Regions from separate parts of the Homo sapiens genome. Here region 2 is linked to region 1. The links are chromatin loops, found by intact Hi-C in ENCODE. Cell type or tissue: prostate gland. All regions are shown on one strand. Links, peaks and the distances in the headings refer to the core of each region. The heading gives the core; the rest is flanking DNA.

Region 1 (16,389 bases), core at 2,660-10,659:
ATTGTAGTTGAGTTCCTCCATGCAAAATACTTAAAGGTGCCCACTGCCCACAGCATGAATCACAAACAACTTTGCTTGGATTTCAAGGCCCTGTGTGACCTGGCCCTGGTTTTCCTGTTCAGCTTCCTTATCCATTACCTGCCTCCATTCACCTGCTACACCTCAGGTTCATCCACACACCCACCACAGTTCTTTCTCACTTTTTTTTTCTTTTTTCTGAGACAGAGTCTCACTGTGTCACCCAGGCTGGAGTGCAATGTCATGATCTCAGCTCACTGCAACCTCCGCCTCCCAGGTTCAAGCGATTCTCCTGCCTTAGCCTCCCAAGTAGCTGGGATTACAGGTGCACACCACCACGCCTGGCTAATTTTTGTATTTTTAGTAGAGACGGGGTTTCACCATGTTGGCCAGGATGGTCTTGATCTCTTGACCTTGTGATCTGCCTGCCTCAGCCTCCCAAAGTGCTGGGATTACAGATGTGAACCACTGCGCCCGGCCCTGTATCACTTTTAAATATTCCTGGCATGCCTCCAAGAGTTGCCTGACTCTTCCTTCTTCTTGGAACACCCTCCCTAGTCCTTGACTCCTGGCAAACTATTGCTTATTTGTCAAGTCTGGGATCAAGTGTGCTCTCCCATCCACAAGGCTTTTTTATCTTTCCCAAGCAGCTCTCCCTTCTCTGTCTCTTCCCTGTACTTACTGTCATAACCATGAAAGGCCTTATTTTTGCATCAGAGAGGAACTCTATTACACAGTAAAGCAGTGTGGGGAAAGTCAAGTTAAGTAAATTTTGCTACTATCTGAGTTTCAAATTTGCTGATGTGCACCGGAAATTGCAAAGCGAGGGATATAATATTGCTTATGTTTCTCAAATATATCCAACCATGGAATGCTTTTTGCATTTTTCCAAGGAGCATGTATGGATTCCAAAAATTCAGCTTATAATTGTTTGCATTAGAATGGAGGCTTCTTGAGGGCTGGGAATGTCTATTTTTATCCTGGAAATCTCTTGCTGTCTCAATACATATTGAATGAATAAATAATTGCTAACAGTGGAAACGGATTAGTATGTCATTGTATCACTGTTATAATAACTTGCAGACACATTGGGACTGTTGACTGTGGCTCTGCACACAGTCATCACATAGGCCCACCTCAGCTAGTTACTTACAAGTTTTACCTACTTACTGAGGATGAGAGAGAAAAATTAGAGAATAGAACTGAAATGCGGCCGGGCACGGTGGCTTATGCCTGTAATCCCAGCACTTTGGGAGGCAGAGGTGGTTGGATCACGAGGTCAGGAGATCGAGACCAGGATCATCCTGGCGAACATGGTGAAACCCCGTCTCTACTAAAAATACAAAAAAAATTAGCCGGGCGTGGTGGCGGGCGCCTGTAGTTCCAGCTACTTGGGAGGCTGAGGCAGGAGAATGGCGTGAACCTGGGAGGCAGAGCTTGCAGTGAGCTATCACGGCACTGCACTCCAGCCTGGGCGACAGAGCGAGAGTCCATCTCAAAAACAAACAAACAAACAAAAACCCCCAAAGGTTTATGAATATTAGGAGAAACTATCATGGAAACAATTCTAGAAAGACATTCCATACTCGAGTGATACAAGTATATATTTAAGGCAGAACATGAACTATGATTGGAGTAAATTAAGACATTTATAGTCTCTGAGAACAGAAGGGATTATGAAGCCTTCTCTCCACAAATAATATAGAATTTTACCTTTGCAAATAGCACAAACCTTACATAATTTCTCCATACATTTTACTTAACTTTATTTAGATTTTCTCTTTACAAAATTTTGCATAAGTTTATTGAAGCTGAACTTTGCTCTTTTTTTTTCTATAGTTCTGCCCTGGCTTTGCTGAGCAGGTTCCCTAAACACATGGAGACCTCCTCCTTGGGTGATTTAGCACTTGTTACATGCCCATAGAATCTTTAAAAATACTCTTGCAGCTAAATTCAAATACAAAGGCAAAAGAAAAAAAAATGTTTTTAAGTGTGAACACCCCCAGTGACAAACAGCTGTTCACTACTACAGTTTATTGAACCGAAAGAAGGTCTCTCCCCTTCCTGTCCTGCTGGTCTTCTCAATAGGAGTCACAAAAATGGAGCGTTTTAACACAACTGGTGAACAGTCTCATGAGCTGCGTGAAGATTTGCTAAATCTGCCAGGAGAGGGCAGCACACCACCTTTCCCTAGCTCCTTTTTTTTTTGAGACCAAAAAAAAAAAGAGTTGGAGACCAGCCTGACCAACATGGTGAAACCCCGTCTCTACTAAAAATACAAAAATTAGCCGGGTGTGGTGGTGCGTGCCTGTAATCACAGCTACTCAGGAGGCTGAGGTAGGAGAATTGCTTGAACCTGGGAGGCAGAGGTTGCAGTGAGCTGAGATTGTGCCATTGCACTCCAGCCTGGGCAACAGAGCAAGCCTCCGTCTAAAAAAAAAAAAAAAAAAAAAAAAAAAAAAGCCCACCACCCAGATAGACAGGAGGTAAGTGAGGCAAACGAGGTGGCCTAGAGTAGAGCACATCACGACCTTCTTTCCTTCTTATCCCACTCCCTCCCTCTCAGCTATTCCCAGGGGCTTTGGGTGGAGTGGCTAGACCTGGGGAAAAAGGATACCCTGGAGGATGCTGTTAGGTGCACACTTTCTAATGCTGCTCTGGCAACCTTAGATGCCACAGCTCTGAAGACCATCATCTGGGGTCTTGGCAAAAGGGTGGTGTGTGTAAAATTAACTTTCGGCCAATTTACCTTTTTCTTCTCTCTCCAAAGTCTCCATGCGCTAAAGTCACCTACTTTAATGCCAAATTGTTCACCCCATATGTCCCATGTCACCTATGTAGCCTACCTTCTCTTGCACCACCAAGCAAACACCAATAACTGACATATATCACTGTCATTGACATTTTGCAGTCATCAACATTAGTACTTGTTGACAAAAAGAGTCAAACTCTGTAAAATATTTGAAGAGATTTATTCTGAGCCAAATATGAGTGACCATGACCTGTGACACAGCCCTCAGGGGTCCTGAGAATATTTCCCCAGCGTGGTCAGGGTGAAGCTTGCTTTTATACATTTTAGGGAGGCATGAGACATCAATGAAATACATTGAAACAATATATTGGTTTGGTTCAGAAACGCGAGACAACTCAAAGCTTGGGCGGGGTTGGGGGGATGGTTCCAGGCTACAGGTAAATTTCAACATTTTTTGATTGATAATTGGTTGAGTTTGTTTAAACACTTGAGATCAATAGAAAGGAAATATTCAGGTTAAGATAAAAGATTGTGGAGACCAAGGTTCTTTTGAAGTCTTAAAGTGGCTGCCCTTAGAGACAATAGATGACAAATGTTTCTTATTTGGACCTTTAAAAAGTACTAGATTCTTAATCTTTTCAGGATTGGGAGGGCCTGAAAGAAAAAGATCTAGCTACCTTAATAGAGATTCTTTACAGATACATATTCCCCCCCCTCCATGCCCCCCCACCCCCCCAACACACACACAGAGGACAGCTTTGCAGGACCATTTCAAAATACAGCAAAGAAACATGTTTTGGGGTAAAATATTTTGACTTTCTTCTTTGTCATGTAATGTTATGCCAGGGTCAGATTGGAAAGTAAGTCACGGTATATAGGGTTAAATAAAACCATTCTGATGAGAATTTATGGTTTGTAGGGCATGACTCTCCAGACCCGTTAGATAGGAATTTGTGCAAGCTAAAAAAATCAGAGCTTAGTCCTCAGACTTCAGAATTTATAAGTTGCCTTCCTGTATTCAGCCAACAAATTCTTGTTGTGTACTGCTAAACACCAGATATTCTGCTAGATGCTTGAGTTTGAAGATGGTTGATATGACAAACTCCTGTGTTCAAAGAAATTTCAGCCTGATAAAGAAGCCAAATACGTGTGTGTGAATATATAAATATAAATATCATATATATTTAATAAGAGTGGGTGGGAGGCCTTTACAGTCAGACATAAGACAGTTTACAAAGGAGTGAGAAGTCTGAAGTCATACAATTTGTCAGAGAAATGCAAGCAGTTTAGCATTATAGGATTAACAAATGTTGAGGTGGGAAAAATTGTAGAAAAATGATTAGGGGATGAAGAGCATGTGGTAATGCTCTGGGAGAATTAGGAACCATAAGCATGATCATTATTACTCCCATTTTGAGGAAGCTGATTCACGTAGAAAGTCAAGTCAACAGAAATTTGCTAAGGAGCTGTCTCCTTTTAATTTAAATTCTGATTCCCTGAGATCATCTCACTTAAGCCTCAGATGACAGGGGGATTGTAGAAGAGAGCCCTTCCCTGAACAATTAGCATTACAAAAGAGGGCATTCTTAACCCAAATGAATCTTCAATGGATAGAATACCTAAGAGCAATCATTTGTTTCATATTTTCCTTTTGAAACTACTTAATAGAGATACCTTAATAGAGATGCTTTACAGATGCACGGTTGGAAGACTAGTATAATGTGTGTGCTTTTAAACACATACAGTTTTTTAAAATAATGTCACTTCATTTCTGAATATTTGAACATGACTATCCTAAGACCGAGTGTATTCTTCTAAACAATCAAACTCAAAAAAGCAGTCAGGTAATTTATAATAATTCACTACTACCTACTATCATCTAATATAAAGGGAATCCTCAAATCTCTACAAGGGCCCCAATATTATACCCCTCCCCAGTCTGGGATCCAATCAAGGATACGACATTACATATAGTTTTCAGTTTCTTTCTTTGTTTCTCCAAATCTCCTGAATCACAAATACTTCCCAACCTCATTAGTCTTTCAAGATAAGTGACATTTTCAGAGTCCAGAACGATTTTGCTTTTTTTCCAGAATGTCCCTTTGTCTGATTGTTCTCTTGTGATTAGATTTGAGTTCACCATGCTTAGCAAGAAAACTACATGTGATGACCTTCTCCAAGAGTCACACAGCAGATGACATCAGTTGGTTTCATCACTGGGACTGATGTTTGAACACAACATCAATAAGACTCTCTCTAGATTTGTCTACTCTATATACTCTGCGTACCAGGAGACTGAGGCCATGGGGGCTGCCTCAGATTTTCCATTAGAGGATCAGATCAGTGGATTGAGTATATTATGTTTCTTGTATTTTCTCTTAGAAAAAGAAGAAATCTAATTATGTTTTATCGATGTCTAAATATATTTGACCTAATGTTTTCTCATGTGACCATCACAACAGTCCTGCAAATCATAATCATTATCCCATCTCTGATGAGAAAACTGAGAAACAAAAGGCCAAGTGAAATCTCAAGTTCACAGAGTAATGGCAGATCTCGGCCTTGAACCCCTCTCTTCTTACTCTCAATGCACTGTCCTTTCCTGTGTGTGTGTCAGCTGCACTCTCCTGGGTATTATAGAGCAAACACATACTGAAGATTTCCTGTGCAGTTCATCACCACTAGAGGGAGGGAGAGGATCTCCAAAGTTAACATGTCTCCATTCATTTGGGCTAGAAATTACTTGACAAGTCAAACTATTAATGTAAGGTAATTACATACACAGGAATAAATAAAGAAAAAAATTGTGTCCTAATTGGTGTCCCCTGCTTTTTTTTTTTTTTTTTTTTTTTTTTTTTTTGCTGCTAATGGCTTAAAATTGATTGCATATGCATTAACTACAGACGTAATAGAGGATGATTAAGGACAAGTATGAATACCAAAAACTACATAATGAATGTCTGACTCATATTTTATTTACAGTGAGGTTTCAGGCAGGAACATGAAGTTGGCTGTTCTTTTACAATGTATGTTATCTACCTGAGGCATAAAGCATGTGGTACATGAACATACAGAGCAGATGTTAATTATTACTATTTTTCATGACTCTATCTCTTTCTTTTTACAAAAGAGATCAAAAGTCATTATGGCACGTGAATTTGGCTTTTATTACCCTGTATTGTTTTAAAATGAAAGGCCTTAACGTAGGTTTCTGCACATCACGTCTCTACCTACTACAAATAAGACACCATTGTTTAATTCATCCCTTAAAAGCTCATTCGTATGGACAAAAATGGGCAAAGCTAATCTCTATATATTTCAACTGATTATGTGTTACAAAAATAAACCCTAACTAGAGATAAAACTGGCAGCTTACATTTTCAACAACTTATTTTTCTTGATTACAATTTAAAAAATCATTTAGTGAGAAAAAAAAGGAAGAAAGAAACACAGTATTGTAATGTCAACCCTATGAAAACAAATATCCAGAATGTTCTGGGAAGAGCTCAGTTTGTTCTATAATTTGAAAACCACTGGGAACTGCTAAAGTGAATAACAAAAAAATCAAAATTTTATTAATATTTAAAATGCTGAAATGGAGAAAATTCAAAGTAGCATTCAGTTCAGTAGTAGAAAATGTGTAATTGTGTTAGACTTTAAAAAGAGAAAAATAACAATTTTTATTTCCGTTCTGTCCAGCAGTCAGATGATGTGCAAAGGGCAAGAAGGTTAAATAAATAGATACGATCATTCCAAAGACTCAAGTTGTTTGAAAGCAGTGTGAGCACACCTCCTCCAAGGAGAGTCGGGTTGTTATGAAGTACACCCAGGTTGCAGCGATTCACCTTACATGAGGGGAAGATGAAGAGCTCTTCAAATGAAGAAATGTGCTTTGCACATTCTGGCCCACTAAAACACTTTCTGCTCCAAACAGAAGTGGTATTTGCAGGCCCTACTTTGGAAGGTTTTATAGATAGGTCATGATTACTTCCTCTGACCAAATCCATTTTGTACAATCTTGCTATGGTTCTGTATCCTTGGCCTTCACAGTTGGTGTACATAGATGCCAAGGAATAAAAAGGATAACAGCCATCTGGTTCTCATCTCAACCAAAGAGGCAGGTTTAACTAGAGGAAATGGGTGCATGCTCGTGTGTCAAGTTATTTTTATTAGACCTGAAAGCAGAACCCTGGAATGTTGTACGGGGAGAGGTCATGCAATCTTTCCTTTGGAGACCTTTAAAACCACAGTAAATTTCCATATTGGTGAGATGATAGTAGTGTGGTTCTGCCTAAGAGAAAGGAAAGGATTACTAAATGAGTCTTTAGGCCATTTCAATGTAATTCTGCAGGAAATTCTAAAAAAGACCCTTACAAATTAATGGTCTTGGTTATGATTTTTATAGCCTTATGTCACCACAAAGGGGTGCTATTGCATTAGTTTATGTCCTTCCTGGGAAAACGTCTTCAGTATTTTCCAAAAAAAAAAAAAAAAAAAAAAAAAATTCCTACATAGGCTTTCAGCAATCATTTTGGCAGCATCAAGCAGTAATTCATTGTTTATCATGTGTTTTGGAATGACAGGGATCTGTATTAAAATCAATATTGCTAAGATTTCTTTGGATTGTTTACAGGCATACCTTGGAGGTATCATGGGTTCAATTCCAGACCATGGCAATATAGTGAATATTGCAATAAAGCAAGTCTCAATAATTTTTTGGTTTTCCAGTACATAGAAAAATTATTTTTACATTATAATCCAGTCTATTAAGTGTAAACATTGTGTCTAAACAATGTACATACCTTAATTAAAAAAATACTTCATTGCTAAAAATGCTAACGATCATCTGAGCCTGCATCAAGTCCTATGTTTTTGCCAGTAGAAGGTCTTTCCTCAGTGTTGATGGCTGCTGACTGATCAGGGTAGTGGTTGCTGAAGGTTGGGGTGGCTGTGGCAATTTCTTAAAATAGGACAACAGCAAAGTTTGCCACATCAATTTAACTCTTCCTTTTACAAAAGATTCCTCTGTAGAATGCAATGCTGTTTTTTTTTCTTTTTCCCTCCTTTACCTATGCCAAACCATATGATGCTGTTTGAGAACATTTTCCCCACAGTAGAATTAAAGTCATTTCTCTCAAACCCTGACACTGCTTTATCAACTAAGCTTATGTGATATTCTAAATCCTTTCTTGTCATTTCCACAATGTTCATAGCACCTTTACCAGGGGTGCATTTCATCTCAAGAAACCACTTTCTTTGTTCATCCCTAAAGAGCAACTCATCATGTGTTCAAGTTTTATCATGAGATTGCTGCAATTCAGTTACTTCTTCAAGCTCCCTTTCTAATTCTAGTTTTCTTGTTATAATTTCCACTTTACCACATCTGCAGTCCACTGAGGCCTTCAGTGCCTCAAAGTCATCCAAAAGGTTGAGATCAACTTCTTCCAAATTCCTGTTCATGTTGATATTTCAAACTCTTCCCATGAATGACAAGTGTTCTTAATGATATCTAGAGTGGTGAATCCTTTCCAGAAGTTTTTAAGTTACTTTTTTTTACCAAATTTATCAAATGAATCACTATCTGTGGCAGCTATAGCCTTATGAAATAGATTTCTTAAATAATAAGATTTCAAAGTCAAAATTACTCCTTGATTCATGGATTTAGAATGAATGTTATCTTAGCAGGCATAAAAACATTAATCTCCTTGTACATCTCCATGAGAGCTATTGAGTGACCAGGTGCATTGTCAATGAACAGTAATATTTTGAAAGGAATTCTTTTTTTTTCTGTGCAGTAGGTCTCAACATGGGCTTTAAATATTTAATAAATAATGCTGTAAACAGATGTACTGGCATCCACACTTTTTTTTTTCATTTCTAGAGCACAGGCAGAGTAGGTTTAGCATAATTCTTGAGGGCCTTAATATTTTGAAATAGTAAATGAGCATTGGCTTCAACTTAAAGTCACTGGCTGCATTAACTCCTAACAAGAGAGTCAACGTGTCCTTTGAAACCAGGTATTGACTTCTCTCTAGCTAGGAAAGCTCTAGATGGCATCTTCTTCCAACAGAAGGCTGTTTCTTCTACATCAAAAGTCTTTTTAGTATAGCCACCTTCATCAGTTATTTTAGCTAGATGTTCTGGATAACTTACTGCTTCACCTTACACTTTTATGTTATGAAAATGGCTACTTTCTTTAAACCTAATCAACCAATTTCTGCTGGCTGCAAACTTTTCTTCCATAGGTCAGTCACCTACTTCAGCCTTCGTATAACTGAAGAGCTAAAGCATTGCTCTGAATTAATTTTTGGCTTAAGAGAATGTGTGGCTGGTTTAATCTTCTACCCACACCACTAAAACTTTCTCCATATCAGCAAGAAGGCTGTTTCACTTTTTAATCATTCAAATATTAAGTGCAGTAACACTTGTAATTTCCTTTAAGAACTTTTCCTTTGCATTCACAACTTGGGTAACTATTGGCAACAAGAAACGTGGCATTTGGCCTATATTGACTTTTGACTTGCCTTCTTCACTAAGCTTAATCATATCTACCTTTTGATTCAAAGCGAGTAATGTGCAGCTTTTCCTTTCACTTGAGCACTTAGAGGCCACTGTAGGGTTATTAATTGGCCTAATTTCAACATTGTCATGTCTCAGGGAAGAGGGAGGCCTGAGGAGAGGAAGAGATGGGGGATATTTGGTTGGTGGAGCAGTGAGAACACGTAAAGCACTAATTGATTAAGTTTGCCATCTTATATGGGCATGGTTCGTGGTGCCCCCAAGCAATTACAATAGTGACATCAAAGGCAATCACAGATCACCATAAACAGATATAATGTTTTAGTCTGTTCTCACACTGTTAATAAAAACATACCTGAGACTGGGGAAAAAAAAAAAAGAGGTTTAATGGACTTACAGTTCCGCATGGCTGAGGAGGCCTCACAATCATGGTGGAAGGCAAGGAGGAACAAGTTATGTCTTATATGGATGGTGGCAGGCAAAGAGAGAGTTCTTGTGGAGAAACTCCCCCTTATGGAACCATCGGACCTGGTGAGGCTTACTTACTATCATGAGAACAGCACGGGAAAGACCTGCCCCCATGCTTCAATTACCTCCCACCAGGTCCCTCCCACAACACATGGAAATTCAAGATGAGATTTGGTTTGGAGATCTGGTTTGAGCCAAACCATATCATATAATAATACTGAAGAAGTTTGAAATACTGTGAGAATTATGAAAATGTGATACAGAGACAATAAGTGATCACATAGTGTTGGAAAAACGGTGACAACAGACTTGCTTGACAGAGGGTTGCCTCAAATCTTCAATTTATTTAAAAAAAAATGCAATGTCTATGAAGCACAATAAAGCAAAGCACAATAAAACGAGGTAAGCTTATGTAACAATTTCTTTAGAAAAATACACACAATCTTTGGATTATTGCTGTGCATTCATTACAAACTACACTTTTTAAATTTTTCTTTAGGCAGTGATGGGTGATATGGTTCTTACCTTGACCACTGTGAATCAAATTAATGTCTTATGCTGCAGTCATATAACCCTTTTGGGGTTAGGATTCTGGCATTAAAGAGCAATTGTTAGATCTGCAGGATAGTCAGAAAGCTCAGTCTTCTTTGAGAAATGATATGTGGTAAAACAAGAACATTCAGCCTGTGACTCCAGGAATAGTACCTCCTATCCACTCTTCCCTGGCAGGGAGTATGAAAAGAACAAAGCCGTCTACAGTCCTGTGTGTACTCACTACCAACAGTCCTCTGTTTCCCTTTTATCTTGGGTACAATGACAAAGCAGGCTGTCTGTTCCTGACCCAGATGGACTTCAGAACTGTAGCTCACAAATTTCCCCTGTGATGAGCAGAGGACCCCATTCGGGGCTGAGGAAGTCAGGTGAAGCCACAAAGCTTGGAGTCTGAAATCGCCTGAGCTGAGTCTAAAAGAGTTTCAGTAAGTAGCTTTCTGCTCTGAGAGCTGTGGGGTAGAGAGAGAGAGGAAACAAAAAAAGTAAAAACTTTCATTTCTTCTGACAAGACTTTGATGAGGAGACTGGGGACTTGAAGATAATGTAACTTGTAGAGAGTTGGGGCTTTGATTGTATATTAGGTTGTGGTATTTGGAGTTGGGGGTTAAAAATGTGTTCTGACATGCTGTACAAAGAAGGGCTATGTTTTCTGGTGTTTGCAAGTGAAATTAATTTCAAAATAGCTGAGGGTTTATTAGTCCCCCTCAGAAGAGTTTAACATCCCTTTATCTAGAAGCTTTGCTGTGGCTGTAGGAAGGGTTAGTGTGTTTGGAAAAATTGACAAGGAATCTTTGTGTTTATATTTGCCCGCTGGGACTTTGACTTGTGAGTATGTGAGGGGCAGAAGTGTGTTAAGGTGCTACAGTGATTAGCGGAGAAGCTAGACACATGCAAAGTGAATCAGCAGAGGGTGCAGGAAAACTGCCCTCAATCCAGAATCACCATCCTATGACCATGACCCCCGACATGTCATTAGTCTGTTGATTTTTCTCCTTTCCTGGAGACCAGGAAGCCCCTCGATATTTGTCAAAAGTGGAATATATGTTTTATCACATATCTTGAACCTCATCTATTTGTAGATTCTCCTGGAGGCAGTATGTTGAGGGAACAGGAGGTTAAATTTGGTCACAATAGGAGTGTTGGGAGATCTGTCGATCTTTGCCAAAGGCATGAGGTCATCAGTATTCAGGGAATTTGAAAAGGGGGTGTATTTTGAATGTTATATTTCCAGTAACATACTGATTTTAGAGTAGACTGTGTGTCAGCAAAGTGAGGGCAAGCCCCCAGTCTTATGTGTTAACAGGAAAGAAAGGATGAAATTCTTAATATCTATAGTAAAGTGAGTGATTATCCATTATTACCTTCTCAAATTATTTAACTAGAAATTTTTTTACAAGCCACATATGTCATATTAGTGATTTTTTCACAATTTATTGTTTATTAGTGGTAAAAGAATTTCCATCGAACTTTTTAAAAATTTCAACTTTTATTATAGTTTAAAGTATACATGTCCAGGTTTGTTACATGGGTAAATTGCCGATGCCGAGGCTTGAGGTCCCAATGATCCCATCACCAAGGCAGTAAGCATAGTACCCAATGGGCATTTCTTCAGCTCACACCCCCACCTCCCTCCCTTCCCCGTCTAGTGATCCCTAGTGTCTATTGTTCCCATCTATACATTCATGTGTAGTCACTGTTTAGCTCCGACTTATAAGTGAGAACATGCAATATTTGACTTGCTAGTATTGCAATAGCTTGCCTAGGATAATGGCCTCCAGCATCATCCATATTGCTGCAAAGGACATAATTTTGTTCTTTTTTATGGCTTCCTAGTATTCCATGGTGTATTTGTACCACATTTTTTAAAAAATCAAATCCACTGTTTATGGGCACTTAGGTTGATTCCACTTCCTTGCTATTGTGAACAGTGCTCCAATGAACATATCGTGCATGTGTCTGATAGAATGAATTGTTTTCCTGTGGGTATACACCCAGTAGTGGGATTATTAGCTCAGTTGGTACTCCTATTATAAGTTCTTTGAGAAATCTCCAAACTGATTTCCACAGTGGCTGAACTAGTTTTTATTCCCACCAACCATGTATAAGCATTCTCTTTTCTCTGCTCCCTTGACAACATCTGTAGTTTTGTGATTTTTTAATAGTCACCATTCCAATTGATGTGAGATGGTAACTCATCATGGTTTTGACTTGCATTTCTCTGATGATTAGCGATCTTAAACATTTTTGTATATGTTTGTTGGCCACTTGTGTGCCTTCTTTTGAGAAATGTCTATTCGTGTCCTTTGCTTATTTTTCACTGGGATTTTTTGCTTTTGTTTTTGTTTTTCGCTTGTTGATTTAAGTTCCTTGTAGATTCTGGATATTAGACCTTTATCAGAGGCACAGTTTATGAATAATTCCTCTCATTCTATATGCTGTATGTTTACTCTATTGGTAATTTGTTTTGCTCTGCAGAAGCTCTTAGTTTAACTAGGCCCCACATCAATTTTTGATTTTGTTGTAATTGCTTTTGGGGACTTAGCCATAAATTCTTTCACAAAACCTAGGTTGAGAAGGGTATTTCCTGTTTTTTTTCTAGGATTTTTATATTCTGAGGTCAGACATTTACATCTTTAATTCATCTTTAATTAATTTTCACATATGGTGAGAGGTACGGGTCTAGTTTCATTCTTCTGCATATGGCTAGCCAATTCTTCCAGCACCATTTATTGAATAGGGAATCCTTTCTCCATTGCCTATTTTTGTTAATTTTATTGAAGATTATATGGTTGTAGACTGGGCAGTTTACAAAAGAAAGAGGTTTAATGGGACTTACAGTTCCACATGGCTGGGGAGGCCTCACAATCATGGTGAAAGGCAAGGAGGAGCAAGTTCATCTTACATGGATGGCAGCAAGCAAAGAGAGAGCTTGTACAGAGCAACTTCTATTTTAAAAACCATAAGATCTTGTGAGACCCATTCACTATCACGAGAACAGCACAGGAAAGGCCTACCCCTGTGATTCAGTCATCTCCCACCAGATCCCTCTCACAACATGTGGAAATTATGGGAGCCACAAGATAAGATTTTGTTGGGGACACAGAGCCAAACTATATCAAGTACTATGCTGTTTTAATTACTGTAGCCTTATAGTATAGTTTGAAGTCAGGCAATGTGATACCTCTAGCGTTATTCTTTTTGGTTAGAATTGCTTTGACTATTTGGGCTTTTTGGTTCCAAATGAATTTTAGAATAGATTTTTATAATTCTGTGACAAATGATATTGGCATTTTGATAGGGATAGTATTGAATGTGTAAGTTGCCTTAGGCAGTATGGCCATTTTAACTATACAGATTCTTCCAACCCATGAGCATGGAATAATTTTCTATTTATTTGTGTTAGAGAGTCTCTGATTTTTTTGAGCAGTGTTTTGTAGTTTTCCTTGTAGAGATCTTTCACCTTCTTGGTTAGATGGATTTCTATGTTTTTCATTTTATTTGTGGCTATTATAAATGGGATTATGTTCTTGACTTGGTTCTAAGCTAGAATATTATTGGTGTATAAAAATGCTACTCGTTTTTGCACATTGATTTTGTATCCTGAAACTTTCCTAAAGTTATTTATCAGTTCCAGGAGCTTTTCGGTGGAGTCTTCAGGGTTTCCTATGCATAGAATCATATCTTTGGCAAAGAGAGAATAGTTTTACTTCTTTTCCTGTTTGGATGTGTTTTATTTATTGCTCTTTTCTGATTTACCCTGGCTAGGACTTCCAGTACTGTGTTGAATAGAGTGGTGAGAGTGGGCATCCTGTTCTGCTTCCAGTCCTCAAGGGGAGTGGTTCCAGCTTCTGCCCATTTGGCATGATGTTGACTGCAGGTTTGTCCTAGATGGGTCTTATTATTTTGAAGTATGTTCCTGCAATGCTTAATCTGTTGAGGATTTTTTTTTATCATGAAGGGATATTGGATTTTATTGAAGTCTTTCTCTGCATCTATTGAGATGAGCATATGGTTTTTGTTTCTGATTCTGTTTGTGTGGTGAATCATATTTATTGATTTGCATATGTTGATCCAACATTGCATCCCAGAAATAAAATCTTCTTGATCATCTTAAATTAATTTTTTGAGGTGCTGCTGGATTTGGATTGTTAGTATTTTGTAGCGGTTCTTTGTGTCTATGATCATCAGGGATATTGGCATGAAATTTACTTTTTTCATTGTGTCTCTGCCAGATTTTGGTATCAGGATGAGGCTGACTTTTTAGAATGAGTTAGGGAGAAACTCCTCCTCCTTGAATTTTTGGAAAAGTTTCAGCAGGAATGATGTCAGTTCTTCTTTGTGCATATGATAGAATCTACCTATGAGTCCATCTGGTCCAGGTCTCTTTTTTGGTTGGTTGTTTTTTTAATTATTGATTCTATTTCCAAACTTCTTATTGGTCTATTCAGGTTTTCACTTTCTTCCTGATTGAATCTTTGGAGGCTGTGTGTTTTCAGGAATTTATCAATTTTGTCTAGATTTTCTAACTTTTACACAGAGGTGCTCAGAATAGTCTCTGAGGATCTTTTGTATTTCTGTGGGAGCGGTTGTAAGGTCATGTTTGTCATTTCTGATTGCGTTTATTTGAATCTTCTCTTTTTATCCCCTTTGTTCATCTAGCTAATGATCTATCAATTTATTTATTCTTTTGAAGAACTAACTTTGTTTCATTGATCTTTTGTATGAACTTTTGGGTCTCAATTTCATTGAGTCCTTCTCAGATTTTATTTATTTATGTATTTAATTCTGCCAGCTGTGTGGTTGGATTGATCTTTTTCTAGTTCCTCTCATTGCATCCCTTACTCTTCTCAAAACTTAGAACCAATTAATAGCAGTATCTTTGAAGATAAAGTTCTTTCAGTCCTTTTTCTAAAATCTTATTGGAAGAAGTCAATCTTTTCTTCAATATGCTGCATTTTATTAAAGAGAGTAAAAATAAAAAGACTTTTCGTTTCTTTCTTGGACGTTACATATACTTGAATTGCATGATAAGGTATCAGATACAAGGTTGAGGGGCCAAGAGGTATTTCAACTGAAATACTAACTTATGAAATGCATTGCCCATGAAGCAGTGAGAATGGATGTAAATGTGCAGACATATGGAATTTCTGGGTTTAACCCTGGCTCAATTATCCCCTTGCTGAGTTTCATGGACAAATTATTTAACCTTTCTGACTCAGGTGCCTTATCTGAAAAATAGAGGTAATTAAGATGAGCTGTAATTAGAGTCCTAAAGAATAGAGGATAATGGTAATTTATGATAAAGTAGATTGATGACATCATTGGTTTTCTTATCATTGTTCAATCCTCAAAGGACAATGAATACATTATTTTATTCTTATCCCAGCTAAGAAAGAGAGATTAAGTATATTGTATAAGAAACTTGGCAAGTGTTGTTCAGGGGAAAATGTAGCTTAATAAGTATGGACACAATAACAATTGCTTTTGGAATCATGTTCTCACTTTTGAGGAATGCCTTATAAAAGCAAGTACTTTATTTGAGAAAAAAAAGGTAGAAAAGAAAATATTAATAACACTGTATAATTTGAAGTCATGGTCCTAGAACAAAATTAAAACTAACCACTGAGATGTTTTGCATTAATTATATATGGTGCAGAGAGCATCTTGGTATTTGCAACAATATTACCTACAATGTTCATTAATGCACATGATAGTTATATTTAATTGAAGTAATTCTATTCACCACCCAACAGAATTTCAAACAACATTTAAATATTGCAAACATGTTGGTAATACATTCTCATTTTAAGAGTGGAGCTTCTAATTGTTTTTTTTTTTTTTTTTTTTTGAGACAGTCTCACTCTGTTTCCCAGGCTGCAGTATAGTGGTGTGATCTCAGCTCACTGCAGCCTCCAACTCCCTGGTTCAAGCTATTCTCCTGCCTCAGCCTCTGTAGTTGCTGAGACTACAGGCATGCACCACCATGCCCAGCTAATTTTTGTATTTTCAGTAGAGACAGGGTTTCACCATGTTGCCCAGGATGGTCTTGATCTCCTGACCTTGTGATCTGCCTGCCTCGG
Region 2 (16,389 bases), core at 4,193-12,192, 1.3 Mb after region 1:
CATCCGAGGTAAATAAAAGTAAGGAAAAGTTCTGATACACCCCAAATTATATAAAGAGCAGCCCCTATATCAGGCTGCAAATATGTCAAGAGTCTTCATTGCTAATTGAAGAAATCTTTTGAGGTTTAGCAGCTCATAAATTCACACTGGGAATTGGCCTATTGTTCTAAGTCTTGTCTTTGGAATGTAACAGTTGTACTTTTATATTGAGTTCCTCCAATAGTACCATTGTAAACATGAAGAGTTTGCATTTTAACGTAAATTTGAACAATGTGGTTTTAAAAGAGTTCACCACATCAAAAAGAGGCTGTTTGGGCATGTTTTATGCATTCTTTTCTCTATAGTATTTAAAGCTATAAATGACTCATAGAAGTATGTTCCATTTAGATCTGTCATGTTGGTGTAGTGTCCTCACTGGAGCTTGTACTGCCCTTATTTTTTTCTACTGTGAGATAATTATCTGAAAACAGGTCTAGGCCTTTTGCCAAGTCACTTGCCCTTAATCTGTCTTCAGATCCATAGAAACAATTCTAGAACGCTGTTACACTTGGACTAAACAGCAACACATTTTGTGCCTTTTCATGATCATCTTTTTTTTAAAATTCAAATATTCAATTTGTACTCTTTTTTCTCCATGTACCAATTACAACCCTTCCTATAGCCTGCTAGCCCCCCATTAAAAATCTCTAATTTTTTGCCAAGCCACTAGTTGGAGTAGAGAAAGGTTGGATGGTAAAGGGAAACATGTGTGTACTGGTGTCCAAAGCAAACTGGCGGAATATGAAGAGTGCTGGGCTTGGATCTGACCCCTGGACATATGGACCATACCGTTTTCTGGTGTGAGACCTCAAGAAACTGCCCACCTACGTCGAGCCTCAGTCTTTACATCTGTATAATGAAGGCAATATTTAGCACTCTACACCTCCTTCCATTCCTGCATTTGTTCATTTATTTGTTCATCCCCAGGCATAGAATGTGGACATAAACCCTCACTGTCCTTGCCCCCATGGAGCTCACAACGCAGTGAGAATGCACGCTGTCAAAATGATTAGATTCACGAGTAATCACTAACCATGGCATCATGTGCTGTGAAGGGAGGGGATCCTGTGAGAGCTTCAGGCAAAGGACCCTCACTGGGGGTGATCAGAGGACACAGTCACTTCCCTGGAGAAGTTGTGTTTGAGCCAAGAGCTAGAGGACATGAAGCAAGGAGAGATGTTTGTTTTTGAAAAGCTCTCCCAGCTACTGTGTGGAGAATGGCTGGTAGGAAGACAGGAGCGAGTGTGGGGAAATGGTTTAGGGTTGTGTTAGAGTTCTTCAGAGGGACAGAAACCAATAGGATGTAGGTATGTATAAAAAAGAGTTTATTATGGAGAATCAGCTAAGTGATTACAAGCAAAGTCCTATGATAGGCCATCTGCGGGCTGGGGAAAGAAAGAAGCTATTCGTGTGGCTCATTCCCAGTCCAAAAGCCTCAAAACAAAGGAAACCTGCAGCGCAGCCGTCAGTCTGAGGCCCAAGGCCCAAGAGCCCCCAAGAGGCCACTGCTGAAAGTCCCAGTGTCCAAGAGCTGAAGAAACTGCAGTCTCATTGTTGTAGGACTTTCTCCTCAGTTCAGCTAAAAACTAGGTTCTTGTCACACAACCAGGAAAGATAAGGCTTATGGACACATAGAAGGGTGAGAAAAGCAGAATTTATTGGGTGAAAAAAGGAAAAAACTCAGCAAAGCAAGATGGTTCCTGTTAACAGGCCCCCATCTCACCAATTGAATCCCAGGTCACCACCCAGGAACAGGAGGGGCCAGGCTCCTCCCCCCTGCAAATGGCTGGAACTTCCCGAGACCCCACCCCATCCTCCCATTGCACAGGTCAGTTGGAGATTCTCTAGGAGCCCGTTTTACTTGGCTGGCTCATCATATTCAAAGGCAGGAGGAGAGGAAGCAAGCATCCCGCACAGGAGGAGAGAGGAAGAGCAAGAAGACTCAGCAGGCTGGGTACCCTTCTACCGTCTGCCCTGTTCTAGCCATACTGGCAATCCACTGGATGGTGCCCACCCACATTGGGGCGCATCTTCCTCTCTCAGTCGCCTGACTTGAATGTCGGTCAGTCTCTGGCAACTTTCAGAAACACCCAGGAGCACTGCTTCACCAGCCATCTAGTCATCCCTCAAGCCAGTCTAGTTCACACCTACATTAACCATCACAGCGGTTTAGGCACTGGTCTAGGCCCATGATACAGGTGACTCAAACATAGTTGGTGACAGGACAGATAGAGAACAATGGACAAATTTGGGAATGTTCAGGTTAAAATGACAGGTTTTGATGGATTGAATTTGGGGACAGGACGAGTGGAAGAGGAAGGTGTCAAGGAAGACTCTAGGGTCTGGGCTTGTGTGACTAACCAGAGGGATAGTGGGGGCATTTCTGAGAAGGGCAGCCTGGAAAGGGGGTCATTAGTGTAACAGTCAGCACCACTTACCTTTCATTGCTTTGACCCAGGTGCTCATATCCTTTAATTCATTTGGTCCTCAGAACACACCCATGAGCTAGATTTTACAGATAAGAAAATTGAGGATCAGTGAATAAAGTAGCTTATCCTAGGACACAAAATAAGAGGCAAAGCCAGTATTCAACCTCAGCTCTTTCTGATTCAGAACCCATGCCCTACTCTCGTTCCCCACCAGAGCGAGGTAGCAGAAGGGCAGCTTTGTAAGACACCGGTATCCACTCCAGATTTGGTAAGCAAGGTTCTAAGCAGAATGAAATGCCTGGAAGAGAAAACGGGAGATTTGGGGTGTGGTTCTGTGCCTCTTAGCTCTTAGGAAAACCATTTACCTTCTCTGAACTTCCATTTCCCATCTCTGACATGAGCAAGTCAGATCTACCATCCTGAAGACACCCCTCGTGTTCTGGAAATGCATGATATTTATGATGTCATCCTGGATGCATCTCATACACAGTCTCCCATCCACACTTAATTAAATCTGTAGGGTTCCTTATGGTCTTAAAACCATATAGTCCTTTCTCTGCTAGCTTTTTATCTGGCCAAAGCACATATTTAGATACTTCCAATGAAGTTCAGAGAGCAACATATTCCTCTTCCCTTATCTAAATCTTCAGTTACCCAAGATGAGCCTAATTCTAGGTTCCTAACTTGGGATTGATGTTTAAAAAATTTAGTTCTGGAGTTTTCTTTTTCTGTTCATAAAATGTTTTATTTTACTAGAATTTATAAATAATTAATGTCTATTAATAGGCATGTAGGAATAACTCATTTTTTGTTGTTATTGAATATCTCTCCGTAGCAGAGACCATTTTAAAATAATTTCTGAGTTTAATTCTAGTTCAGTTTGAGACTGAGGCAGGCCATTTCAAGGGTGTAAAACCAGTCTGAGACACTCCTTGGCCTTCCTGAGGCTGGATGGGCTTGTTTGTAAGAGATGTTAGGTTTCCATCACTCTGAGTAAACTATCACAAGGACAGAAAACCAAACACCGCATGTTCTCACTCATAGGTGGAAATTGAACAATGAGAACACTTGGACACAGGGTGGGGAACATCATACACTGGGGCCTGTCATGGGGTGAGGGATGGGGGAGGGATAGCACTGGGAGAAATACCTAATGTAAATGCCGAGTTGATGGGTGCAGCGGGCCAGCATGGCACATGTATACCTATGTAACGAGACCACACATTGTGCACATGTACCCTAGAACTTAAAGTATAATAAAAAATAAATAAATAAAGGAGCTCATTGAACTTCAAAAAATTTTTTAAAAAAGGAGCTCATTGAACTTCAAAAAAAAAAAAAAGATGTTAGTTTTCAGTCACAGGATTGTCTCCTGCCTCTGTAGGTTAGCACACACAAGCACACACTCATGCAAACACATGCAGGCACACACATCCATGCACTCATCCACATGCACACACATACACACACACACACACACTTTCTCTAATGGGGAACAAGATTAGGATTTGGGAGAGGGATAATGAGTTAATCAGACCTAAAAGAACACACAAAAAGTGGTTAATTAGACTCAGGGTTAAATGCCATCAAATACAGAAACAGGCGTGGTTTTAAAATGACCATCATACTTCTCAGACAGTTTTTCACATCACAGAAACTGGCTTCCCAGCCACCACAATTCTAGGCTAACTCTGACCCACATAAGAATTTCTCAGCTCTGGGGTGCAGAGAGCAAGGGCTCCTGCTTGTTTGTGCATTTCTCCAGATGGCTTCTCACTGCCACGTATCTCATGGAGCTTATCTACTCCAAACAGATAAAGGTTGCATCGCCCTCATGGTCCAAGTTATCTAGACCTTTGTGGAGAAGCCCACCCTGGTTTCCTAAACCACAAGCTGCTGCCTCTCAAAATTCATGGCTATCATACTTTTGATAAGTATATCATTCCTCTTTCACATATTTTCAACTTCCCCCCGCCCTCTTTTCTTTTCTTGCCCAGCAAGCACACATCTGGCCACAGGCCTCACATGTGGTAGGGTTGGGCTGGGAGGTTCCCAGTGATTCCCTCAGCCCTGCCCCTAATGATTTGGTTACCTTTGATACCAGCCATAACTCACTCTAATTGCAGGTTTTTCTCAGAGCAGTTTGTCTTCCTCTAGTTCCACCTGCAAAAGATGGATGCCAGGTGGCTGTCAGCTTTAATAAGGGCTTTGGACCACTGTGTTCTCCTAGGCCGCAGATAATCTCAGGGACAATATCCTAGGTCAGGGATTGTTTTTGTAATTATGCATTGATATTGGTATTTCTGGACCTGTAGTTATATACTAATCAGGCTTATGGTAGTTAAAAAGTAAAGATAAGTTGAACTTTTAAAACATTTAAGACAGCATTCAGCATCAATAGATGTAATACATCTCATATCTCAGCCTGTTTCTAGCTACTGAATGTTCTTTAATGTGGCCAGAACCCCAGAGCCCAGGCAAAGCTTGTGAATTTCATAGACAAAACAAATAGACTGAATTGTGTTCCAAAGTATATGAGTTTGTAGCCCCCACTCACCTGTTCCTCACTATTTGTGTCTCGGGATTTGAGAGCTATTTAGTGGCTGAGGCCAGAAATTGAAATTTGCCCTAATGGTGTGTTAGCTTGTTCTTTCATTCATTCCTCAAGCATTTATGATGCACCCACTATGTACCAGGCACCAGGGATCCAGAGGTGAATTCCCTTGTTCCTAGGACTGGGTGAGTGACACTGGGCCAGTTTCTTCTACTCCAGTGTCATCACAAATAGAATTTTAACTAACGATTGTATTTGTTGTGTTTTTCAGGATAGCTGGGTTGCACTTTTATCTTTTAAAATCTACATCATCCAAGGTTGAGCATAGCATAACCTAGGAAACTACCAGTCTTTGACTCATAGTAAATGTCACCAGAAACCTACTTGTACTAAACCAAATGCCATGCTAGTGCAAATGGTCAAAGGCAAACATAACCACAGAACACACTATGGCATTCCTGTGATCAGAGTTTCTCAAAGTGGGGCATGTGGGCATCCAGCTCACTTGAGGTGCATGTTAAAAAATGCACATTTCTGGGTCCCCCAACAGACATTGATCTGGAATCTTCCATTAGAACCCTAGAATCTGCCTCTCACCAAGCTCCCCGACGTGGATTTGAGAATCACTGTTCTAAATCCAGCATCTAGTATTTAGCCCTTCGAAGCATGCTGTGTTTTCTGCGGGAATGTGGCACGGAAGTATTGGGTAGCTGTGGGACCTGGGGCCAGTTATGTGGTTCACTTTATTTGCTGCTAGTCAGTCAGGCCACCTAGCCTAGGGGCCAGCCACCTCAATCCATTTCTTTTCCCAGGCCCAACAGCCTTGTTTTACAAGACACATGGTTATCTGCAGTAGTTGTCCAGGGTGACCTAAACTTGACCACTCGGGGATGGTTGTTCTCAGCAGAAGTTGCCAACTTTTTGTCCCTTTTCAAAGTTCTTTTCCCACTGGCTTGTCTTTTTTTTTCCTTATTCCTTGAATGCTTGGGATGATGTTTACTTGTACTTTTTTTCACGTGCAAAGGTTAAGGAGTGTTTTAAGAAGATTGAGGTTTCTGAGGGAAATGTTGGCTAATTTCAAATGGTCTTTGATTTCAAAAGTCAATGAAAACATTCCCTTGATCCTTGGTTTGAAGGACTGGAAATTGGGCCATCTCTCTGGTTTGAAACTCAAGTGGAAGGGAGTGAGAAAAAAATAAAACAGGTCTAAATATTATCAAAAATGCTTCTTTATACCTTTAGCTGAACAGAAGATTTGAGAGCCTGGGCAAAACGCAATGGTGTGGGGGATCTTGTTATTTGTGAATGGAGGAACTGTCCCTGCTCGTATAGGAGGGTGAGCCATGCAGCTGGCATTGTGTCCCTTGGAGGGAGGGAGCTGCTGTCTCCGGCAATTATGAAGCCACCACTTAGGACAGAGTCCCAAGAAAGATGTGCTTTCTTCTCCACCAGAAAGCACATCTGTTCACCGCTCTGATCACTGGGGGTCTGCCCAGCAGCTGTGACAGCCAGCACCTGCTGAACTACCAGTTGCCAAGCTGCCAACTTCAAAGATGCTGTCTTAGTCAGTTTAGGCCACCTTAACAAAATACTACCATGGACCCGGTGGCTTAAACAACAGAAATTTATTTCTCACGGTTCTGGAGGCTAGAAGTTCCAGGTACTAATATGATCAGGTTATAGTGGGGTCCCTCTTCCTGGATTATAGATGGCTGCCTTCTCACTGTGACCTCACATTGGCAGAGAGTGCAAGCTCTGGCCTCTTCATTCCCTGATAAGTTTACCAATGCCATCACGGGGGCTCCACCCTCATGTCCTCATGTAAACCTAATTACCTCCCAAAGGCCCCACCTCCACATGCCATCACATTGAGGGTTTGGACTTCAACGTATGGATTTTGAGGGAACACAAATATTGAGTCCATGACAGCCTTCGTGACCTCTCTGAGCCTAGGCGGACCAGGCAGAACAGCAACAGCTAACGCCCTGGGGTCGTAGGCTAAGGAATTAGAAATATTCTCCTGAAAGGAACCACTGGTGCTGGAGACTTTTGCAGATTCCTAGAACTCATGGAATACTCAATTTATAAGCCCTGGTCTTGTACATTCACTCAGTGCTAGGCCAGAGAAACCCCCAAGTCAAACCAAGTTCTGAGTGTCCTTAGACAGCAGTGTGCACTCTGAACCAGGCATCAGGCACAGTCAGAATGAGAGCTAGATGGGCCTTTTATCTCACTTCCGCCCTTCTGATGCTCTCCTGGGGGTTGGGGTGGGGGAGGGGGAGGAGGGGCAGAAGCAAAGAGGAGGATTGGGGGCAAGTACAAGTGGGGGGTTTGAGTGAAAATGTGAGCCAGTAACCAGTACCACCTGATTAGGCCTAACATAGATCATTTTGAGTATTACTGCATCCAGGATTGATTGTCTTATTACCATAGATTATGTCTGTTTATCTCCTCTGATTTGGAGTTAGCATATTTAGGAGGCTCCGGATCATTCCTGCAAAGCACTCACTAACACGAGGCAGCATGCACAATAGCAGGAGGAAATTCAGGATTAGAACTGGTTAAACTATCTACATTCATATCCATATCTGTATCTATATCTCTCCCAGTGCCTTGTCAGTCTCCTCTGCTCTGGAAGAATTCTGATATGACATAGAAACTGCTAGATGCTGGCAAATAACTCCTGGGTTTCGGGCCATCTAGACAATAAACAACTCCATAATATTCAATGCAGCAGCCTCTGTAGCGCCCATCTGTTTCAAAATAACCCTAATTCTGCTTACGATGCGGAATGCTTTGTTGACTGGAATTTGTCCTAGTTTTCTTCAGCAGATTTAATGTCATAGGCCTCTGGTTCCACCTGCTGGCAGATATAAATACCAGAATGAAACTCGGGTGGATATGTTCAGTTGCAAGAAAAATCCGAGCTGTAGCTCAATGGTTCTCAAAGGCTGATGTACATCGGAGTCACCCGGGAGCTCATTAAAACTACAGCGGCCTGGGCTCTGTGGGAAGCCCACCCAATCAGCAACTATTTCTTAAACAGCCCTCCTGGTGATTCACACACCCACACCAACGTTAGCAGACCCCACTTCACCTGGAATGAGGGGTGCAGAACCCAGCAAGGTTAGGGATGATTCCAGACCACTATATCCTACTCATGCCCAAGAGTGACAAAGCCACCTTGAGATGCCCACTCCTACCTCTTCCAGTTTATCCAGGTAACTCTTAGTGGCAAAGGCCAAAGCTTTATTCCCTTGGAACTCATTTTAAAAAGAAAAAGTTCAAAGTGGAGAAAACTGATGAAAGCACTACTTATCTAAGTGGTCAAGGTTAATGTCACCAGTGATAAGTCATGTTGACAGCACGTTGATATGTGATGAGGGCATTTCACCTCTATGGTATTCTTCACCAAAACCCATAACCCCAGTCTAACCATGAGGACAAATAGCAGACAAACCAGACCGAATGAAATTCTTCACGATATCTGTCTGCTACCACTCAAGACTGTCAAGGTCATGGGGGTCAAGAAAGGACTCAGAAAGAGCCACAGACCAAAAGAGACTAAGGAGACTTGGTAACAAAATGTACTGTGGTCTCCAGGATTGGACCCCGAACAGAAAAAGGAAATTAGTGAAAAAAACTGGTGAGATCTAAATGTCTGGAATTTAGTTCAGAGGAATGTATCAATGTTGGTTTCTTAGTTTCGACAAATGTACTGTAAGATGTTAACATTTAGGGAATAGACTTGTCTGCAGTATCTTTGCAACTTTTACGTAAATTTAAAATTATTCCAAAATAAAAAGTTTATTAAAAAAATTTACAAGAAAAAAATAACCCCATCAAAAAGCAGGTAAAGGATATGAACAGATGCTTCTCAAAAGAAGACATTTATGTGGCCAAGAAGCATATGAAAAAAAGCTCATCATCACTGGTCATTAGAGAAATGCAAATCAAAACCACAATGAGATACCATCTCATGCCAGTTAGAATAGCGATCACTAAAAAGTCAGGAAACAACAGATGCTGGAGAGGATGTGGAAAATGGGAATGCTTGTACACTGTTGGTGGGAGTGTAAATTAGTTCAACCATTGTGGAAGATAGTGTGGCGATTCCTCAAGGATCTAGAACTGGAAATACCATTTGACTCAGCAATCCATTACTGGGTATATACCCAAAGGACTATAAATCATTCTGCTATAAAGACACATGCACGTGTGTGCTTATTGTAGCACTATTCATAATAGCAGACTTGGGGCCAACCCAAATGCCCATCAGTGATCGACTGGATAAAGAAAATGTGGCACATGTACACCATGGAATACTATGCAGCCATAAAAAAGAATGAGTTCATGTCCTTTGCAGGGACATGGATGAAGCTGGAAACCATCATTCTCAGCACAGTAACACAGGAACAGAAAACCAAACACCGCATGTTCTCGCTCATAAGTGGGAGTTGAACAATGAGAACACATGGACACAGAGAGGGGAACATCACAGACCAGGGCCTGTTGGGGGCTGGGGGCAAGGGGAGGCATAGCATTAGGACAAATACCCAATGCATCTGGGGCTTATAACGAGATGACAGGTTGATGGGTGCAGCAAACCACCATGGCACACATATACCTATGTAACAAACCTGCATGTTCTGCACACGTATCCCAGAACTTAAAGTATAAAAAAAAAAAATTGGGATGGGAGGACGGCACTGAAGAGAGACAAAATGTGTTGGAGGACATTGCCAAGGAGCATAGCATGGCTGCTTCTGTGCCCAGCTGCCAAAAGTCATGAGCAGCTAGCTGGTAGGACAGGCAACAGTCTCCAGAGAAGCTGCTCAGGCAGCTGGCCAATGAGGCAGGTTGCTGGTGTGACACATTTGCACTCTCCCATCTCTCCACCACCTGACGCCTGTGTCTCACTGGGAACAAAACAATCATGGACACTCGAACCTCTGTGTGGGAGTCAGAGGTCCAGGCCCCCCTCTGGGTACAGATGAGGGGCCTGAGGCCCAGGGAGGGAAGTGACCTGTGCCAGATCGTGGTGGACCCCAGATATGAACCCACATCTGGTTGAAGTGAATTCATTTGCCACAGCATTTCTCAGTGACTTGATATATTATCTGCAACAGAGTCATCTGGGTGCTCGTTAAAATGAAGTTCCTGGGCTCCAACCACCACTTACTGCATCAGAATCTGTGGTGAGGGGGTGGAGGGGATCCAATAATCTGCATTTTGAACAGGTTCTTCATTTCTGTGCACACTTCAGATTAAGGACCACTGCAGCAAACTGGGCAATGGTTGCTGTTTGATGGAAACTTCTGTGCATAGGGCCAGGGCTGCTAAAAAGCTGAGAATGGGAGAATCCAGCTGCCACCATTCTCTTAGGATGAAAGTCATAGCAGGTGGCAAGCAGCAGGGCCAGGACCCAGTGTGTTTCAGGAGGAGGCAATATTTTATTCTATTTTGAGCTCAGTGTATTATCATTTAAACACTCTTGCCCTCACTACTCTTTTCTTTTTAAAATAATGTAATTAAAACTTACCCAAAGACAGTCTCAAGATCAAGAAGCAAGAGGTTGGGAGTAGGACTCATATCAGGGCCCTGAGGAGGCCACTGTAAGTCTCTTCCCCTGTCCTTCCCTTCCACTGTGCCCCACCTGAACATCTGCAGGAAAACCAGGTCATAAAGAGACAATGGCAAGTCTCCTGGACCCCAAGATAAAGGTCAGAACAGACAAAGGACCCAGATGCCTGGGAAGCCTGAAGCAGGCCGCAGTTTGGACCTAAGGAATCCTTTGAGGCTGCAGGGTCCCTGTAGTGGAGTTGAGCAAAGACTCAGGCCTTGCGAGGTGGATAGCAGCTGCCCGCACTGTGCCAGGCTGGCCCTCTCTGCGGACTGGTGTGGAATCTGCATCAGAAACATCAGAAGAGGCCGGGGGCTCCAGCTGCCCCTCCGAGCAGACACATTGGCCCTGGAGCTTCTGAGAGGAAGGTAGGATTTTAATATTCCGAAGGGTTTTCATACTTTTTCTATCATTTTACAGACCTCATATACATAGATATAGATATATTAAGAGATAGAACGAGCATAGAGAATTATTCCTGTAAGAAGTTACAAACTGTTCTCTATTTTAGAAAATACTTGAGAGTTAACTACCAAGGCTGACTTTTGCAGCTAGACCTATCTATTGCCAAACCTTACTCCTTGTCAAAGGAGATCCTAATTCTAGATGCATCCAGTTATCCAAAATAAAGCCTTACTATTTGCAGTGAGCCTTATTTAAGGCAGAAGATGCATTGTTTCTGCTGTCTTTTAAACAGACCCTGTCTCCAAGTCGTAATTGAGGCAATAATACATTCTGGAGGTTTACACATGCTGATGTAGGGGCTGAGGAAGACAACTGGAACATCTCATGTCTGAAGGAGAATAGGCGGGGATCTAGGTTTGAGTTCCTGACTCAGCCACTGACCAGCTATTTGGCTTTGCCAAGTTGCTTAAAATCTTTAAGCCTCAATTCCTCACCTGTAAAATAGACAAAGAAATTCTACTTGGAGGGATAAGTAGGATAGAAACCACTTATAACAATGTGGATAAATCTCACAAGCATAATGTAAATTGAAGCCACTCACAAGGCATACATATTGTATGGATCCACTTATGGACAAAAATAGGGGAAAAATCTATAGTTAGAAATCAGGATCATGGGTACTGTTGGGTAACGGGGTATAGTAACTGGAAGGGGGCTTGTGGTGGCTTATAAGTGCAGGAAATATTGTGGTATTTTCAGAAATATCCTCATATCTTGATCTGGATATTGGTCTCACATGTCCAGTTTGTGAAAATGAATCAAGTTATACACTTCAAGGTGTAGGGGTAGGGGAGCAGTAAACAGAGTGAGCATGTAGCAATTGTCCCACAAATATTCTTTGTCTCTTTGACTTTTCTTTCTTTTTTTGGGAGGTGGGGGAATTCTAGAAGTCTGACCATATCTTGTCTATATTGCAGGAAACACTGACCTGACATAGTGGACCTGATGTTATAGCTTACTCGATTGTTAACTGGATTATGGCCTGTTGATTTTAAGTCATTTTTGTTCATTAAGGGTCTCCAAAATTAACCAACTGGAGGGGAGAGAAAAGTACAACAGGTAAAGTGGTAAACTAGGGGCTGAGTTGATCTCTATTTCACAATGCAGGGTGCTGACCACTGTAAATCACAGAGATCTCCATTTCAAGGCTTCTTGTTTTGAGATTCCAGATATTATTTCAGCATTAGGGAATCTCCACTGTTGCAGTCTTGATTGATTGAAGGATAGAAATGCGAATGTTTTCTCTCTAAAGTCACATCTAAATATTACCTTTCTCGTAAACCAAAACTGAAATTTCCATTTGTATGAAAGTTATACCATTTTAAGTTAATTTCACACTATTTATAAAGAGAGAATATTATAATTAGTGACTCAAAAAGTAAAGTGTGGTTACTGTCTTTAAGCATCTCCCCTTTTCATGTCTTGCTAAATTGTTAGACCTGGGGTCCCTTCAGGCCTTTTTGGTCTTTGACGGTAAATGACTTAACAACCATCCTTTCAGGGGAGGCATTTTGGGAGCTTTGCAGTTCATGGAATGCTAATAAAGTAACATTCTTGAAAGAGAGAACATGGGTCGCATGCTGCTGCCCTCATCTGACAATAGAAATCCCAGAGAACACTGGTGATTTATTTAGAGGTTTCCTGGTTTAGAAAAAAAGTGATTGCCTCTTTAGCTCCCTAATTTAAGGGAGAGATACTATGCTATCCTGCGACTCCAGTATAACTTCACTGCATGGCATAGTGCGTTCATCAGATCATGGGCAGGATCTATGAATAGCAGCAAATCAAACATCTCTATTTACATGGATGGCGAACGGTAGGGAAAATGGCCATCAACTCATGGTGTTCCTTTTAGCAATTCTTATCTGGACAAAATTGCTTCTCTTCCCTTAGATGTAAAATGCAGAGGCTACTGCATTTTACATAAGGGTAGAGGACTGAACAGTTTTTCATCAAGAACCACAAATCAATAAATTTTATGATCTTACTACTGGTGCTGTAATTGAGGTAAATCATCTTAACACGGGAAGTATTCCTGAGGTTCTTTGAAGCATGCTCACTGCTTCTTTGAGTAAAATTGAGGGCTGACCTCCATTGACAAAAACACAGAGGCAAGGCTCATAAATACTCATATTCTCTACCAAGTTCTTTGGAGCAGGGCCGTTTCACCCAGGCCTGTAAATGTCCAATGTATGATTTAAGCAGAGAAAAGAAGATCTTGGCTGGACACTCCAGCTCTGTCAGTCACCCAGAGGCTCCTTCATGTGACAAAAGCGTGCTGCTTAATGAAAGTCATTAATTACCTTTTTATATCTATTTCTCAGAAGACAGATATTTAGTAACTAGCAACTCAACACTTTGTACAAAACACTGCCAAAGGGTTTGCAAACAGAATTGAGCTCTGTATTTTAAGAAGTCACTGGTTTTGTCATTTTATATATCTCTTTTTTGAGACAGAGTCTCACTCTGTTGCCAGGCTGAAGTGCAGTGGCAAGATCTGGGCTCACTGCAATCTCTGCTTCCTGGGTTCAAGCCATTCACCTGCCTCAGCCTCCCAAGTAGCACGGGATTACAGGCCCAAGCCACCACACCCAGCTAATTTTTGTATTTTTAGTAGAGTCGGGGTTTCACCACGTTGGCCCGGATGGTCTCAATCTCCTGACCTCGTGAACCGCCCGCCTCAGCCTCCCAAAGTGCTGGGATTACAGGCATGAGCCACCATGCCCAGCCCATTTTGTATATCTCTTATACAGAGTTAATTAATGATAGGAACCAAATAGACATTTAGCACATGATTCTTGATGATGTTAGAGATGAACAATCATACCATCCAATGTTCAGCAGGCATTTACTGTCATGTGGCACTCAGCTAATCATTTTATATGCATTATCTCTTCTAATCCTTCAACAACCCAACAAAGGAGCTACTCAGTATTCCCATTTTATAGATAAGGAAACTAAGACCAAGAGCAAGAGGGTAGCCTACTTGCTCAAGGTTGTGTAGCTAAAAAGTGGAGGAGTTGGGATTTAATCACAGGTTGTCAAACTTCAGAATCATGGAAAGGACCCTGGAAGTCCCCTTTTTCAGTAGCCTCCTCTCACGTATGAGTCAACTGGACACTGCTGAAATGAAGCATCTTGTGAAGGGTGTCTCCACGAGTCCCAGGCAGAGCTGGGAAACTATCTCCTAATTCCCTACTAATACTTTTTCCTTTACACTCATGGGGACACCTCCTACCACCCCAAGGAAGCTTGTCCAGATTCTTTCCTGTGTGCTGAACAAATGTGAGTACATATCAGAAACACAAAGATAAGACCCTTCGAGAAAGCCTGCAAAGGATGCTGGAGGTTAAGGAGAGAGGTAGTAGATCATATGACACAAGTGGAAACTATAGAAACAATTTGACACATGAATGCAAAGGTGGGGAAGTAGAAGACAGAGTGTACCTGAGACTGAGTGGACAGCCAGGAAGCCTTGTGCCGAGTGTGGCTCCAACGCAGAGCACACACACAGTAGTCGGTGTAGGTTAGGGGCTGACATCAACTTTGTGATTCTCTTCGAAATAAGTTTTTATGCTTAAAAACATTCTCCTCAGATCAACTCATATTCAAAACAGTGTAGTTTTCAGAGTTGGAAACAAAGCAATTCGGCCATTCTTCAGAGAGTAAGATGGCTTTTGTATCAATAACACTGAGTTGGAAGGATTTAAAATACCCTTAAGAGCTGGCATGATTACAAATCGGGCATTATTGTGGTTTGGGTTGTATTGTTATACCCAAGGTCTTCTTGGTTCTAGAAAGCCGAACCATGCTAGTAGCCAGTGGAATTTAAGGAGACCCACGTGGGAACTTTAGAGTTACGTCTTTGATATCAGCAGAGTCCCACAGAATTGAGAACTTAGACTGGAACTTCTTATTTTTCTGTTTTCAGATAGCAGTGAGCTTCCCACATGTCCATATCCATGAAGAAAAGGGACACTGGGTTTGGGCAGGAAGGGCGGGAATGGTGAGAGGTGCAACCCTGAACACTTGCGGTGTGAGAACCGATGGCCACGTGGGGAAGTGGGAAAAGACTCAGAAGGTTCGCTGTTCTTCATGCTAGCTCAGTGACCTCAGATGTGTCCCTAACACCTTCTGAGCCTCTGTTTCCTCTTCTGCAAAACTGAGATGATTCTATTGGGAGTGAAAGCTAAGTGGAGAAGTGTACCTTGAAAGGGCTTTATAAAGAAGAGTGTGATGATTATTCTTCTCATGACATGAGTTTTCTACTTCAGCATGTGGCATTTCTTTGGTTGGCTCAGCCCTGGTTCTCCTCGAATGCCCTGCAAATGGGTCCAAGGCCGTGTGTGCTGGCTGCTCCTTTTGAGAGCTGGACCTCGGGCATCTTCCTAGTCTGCCCCTTCTAATTCCTCCAGGCAGTTCCCTTCATGGAAATTATTAATCTGCGGGCTTTTTCTTTTGAAGAAACGCTAAAGAAAACACCAGAGGACTCTGTGTTTCCCTCTGGGAGTCTCAGCAGTCTTTCAGCCTCCATGGGTTTCTGCCCTGTGGCCTGGAGTCAGGGTGCCACGTCGAGCTTGCTTCTGACTCTGCCCTCAGCTAGTTCTAACAGAGTTCCCAGGCCATCTGGAATGAGGTGTCAAGTCCTGGCCTGCACTCACAAGTGCAATTAAGACCAGTCTTTTTAAAAACAACTGTTAAAGGCAAAGGAGAATTTGGATCTCATCATATAAAACAGTTTTAAGCAATCAACTACTGGTGATTTGATTCATGAATATGTAATTTCAAAGCATTTACCATTTTGAACAAAGAGAGATTCCTTTACAAATACATATGGCAAAAACGTTTTTTGGGGTGTTTATTTTGGGGTGTTCTAGTCAGGAAGGGTACCAGGGGTTGGGGAGGTATAATTCTCCCATGCTCTCAACAGGAAAGGAGAATCAGTTATGGGGAAGCACTGGGATCTTCATCAGTAGAGAAGCAAAAATATAAAAAAGGGGTTGGCTTTGACTGCTTTTTTGAATTTCTCTTTGACAACGGAAACTTCAGCTGTGGATTGAAAAGACGGACTCCGTTTCCCACTGCTTTCTCTAACATCTTTTCACTATGGTTTTAACAGTTGCCATGTCAGCTTATGCATAGATGGACACATCTTTGAAAAGGTGCCACTCTTGGGCAATGAGCAAGAGGGATCCACTGTTTACTTGCTTTCCCTCCTGGCTTAACTGTGCTTTGCCCACCCTCCCTTCCCAGCCAGGCTAGTGCTGCCAGAACATTTG

What was found. Peaks named below come from ENCODE experiments on the same cell type or tissue, not always from the same donor. Only the 100,000 strongest peaks of a DNase experiment are listed, where the experiment ranks them.
Region 2: a loop joins it to region 1, with 15 times the contacts of the local background. A loop is called at or near these places in 95 of 110 quality-filtered maps.

Annotation. Positions count from the first base shown.
Region 1 is chr2:225,663,358-225,679,746 of GRCh38, forward strand. All of the region lies in intron 7 of NYAP2 (neuronal tyrosine-phosphorylated phosphoinositide-3-kinase adaptor 2), which reads left to right. Among named protein-coding and RNA genes, the nearest start is that of NYAP2, 270 kb to the left of the region's middle. RefSeq lists a silencer at 5,346-5,395. In prostate gland, for the core only: CTCF peaks have their summits at 5,462 (motif pointing right) and 7,185; a DNase peak (open chromatin) is centred at 5,434.
Region 2 is chr2:226,977,640-226,994,028 of GRCh38, forward strand. The region is part of intron 8 of RHBDD1 (rhomboid domain containing 1); the gene reads left to right. It also overlaps a transcript of COL4A4 not described here. Among named protein-coding and RNA genes, the nearest start is that of RHBDD1, 150 kb to the left of the region's middle. In prostate gland, for the core only: a CTCF peak has its summit at 7,885 (motif pointing left); a DNase peak (open chromatin) is centred at 7,862.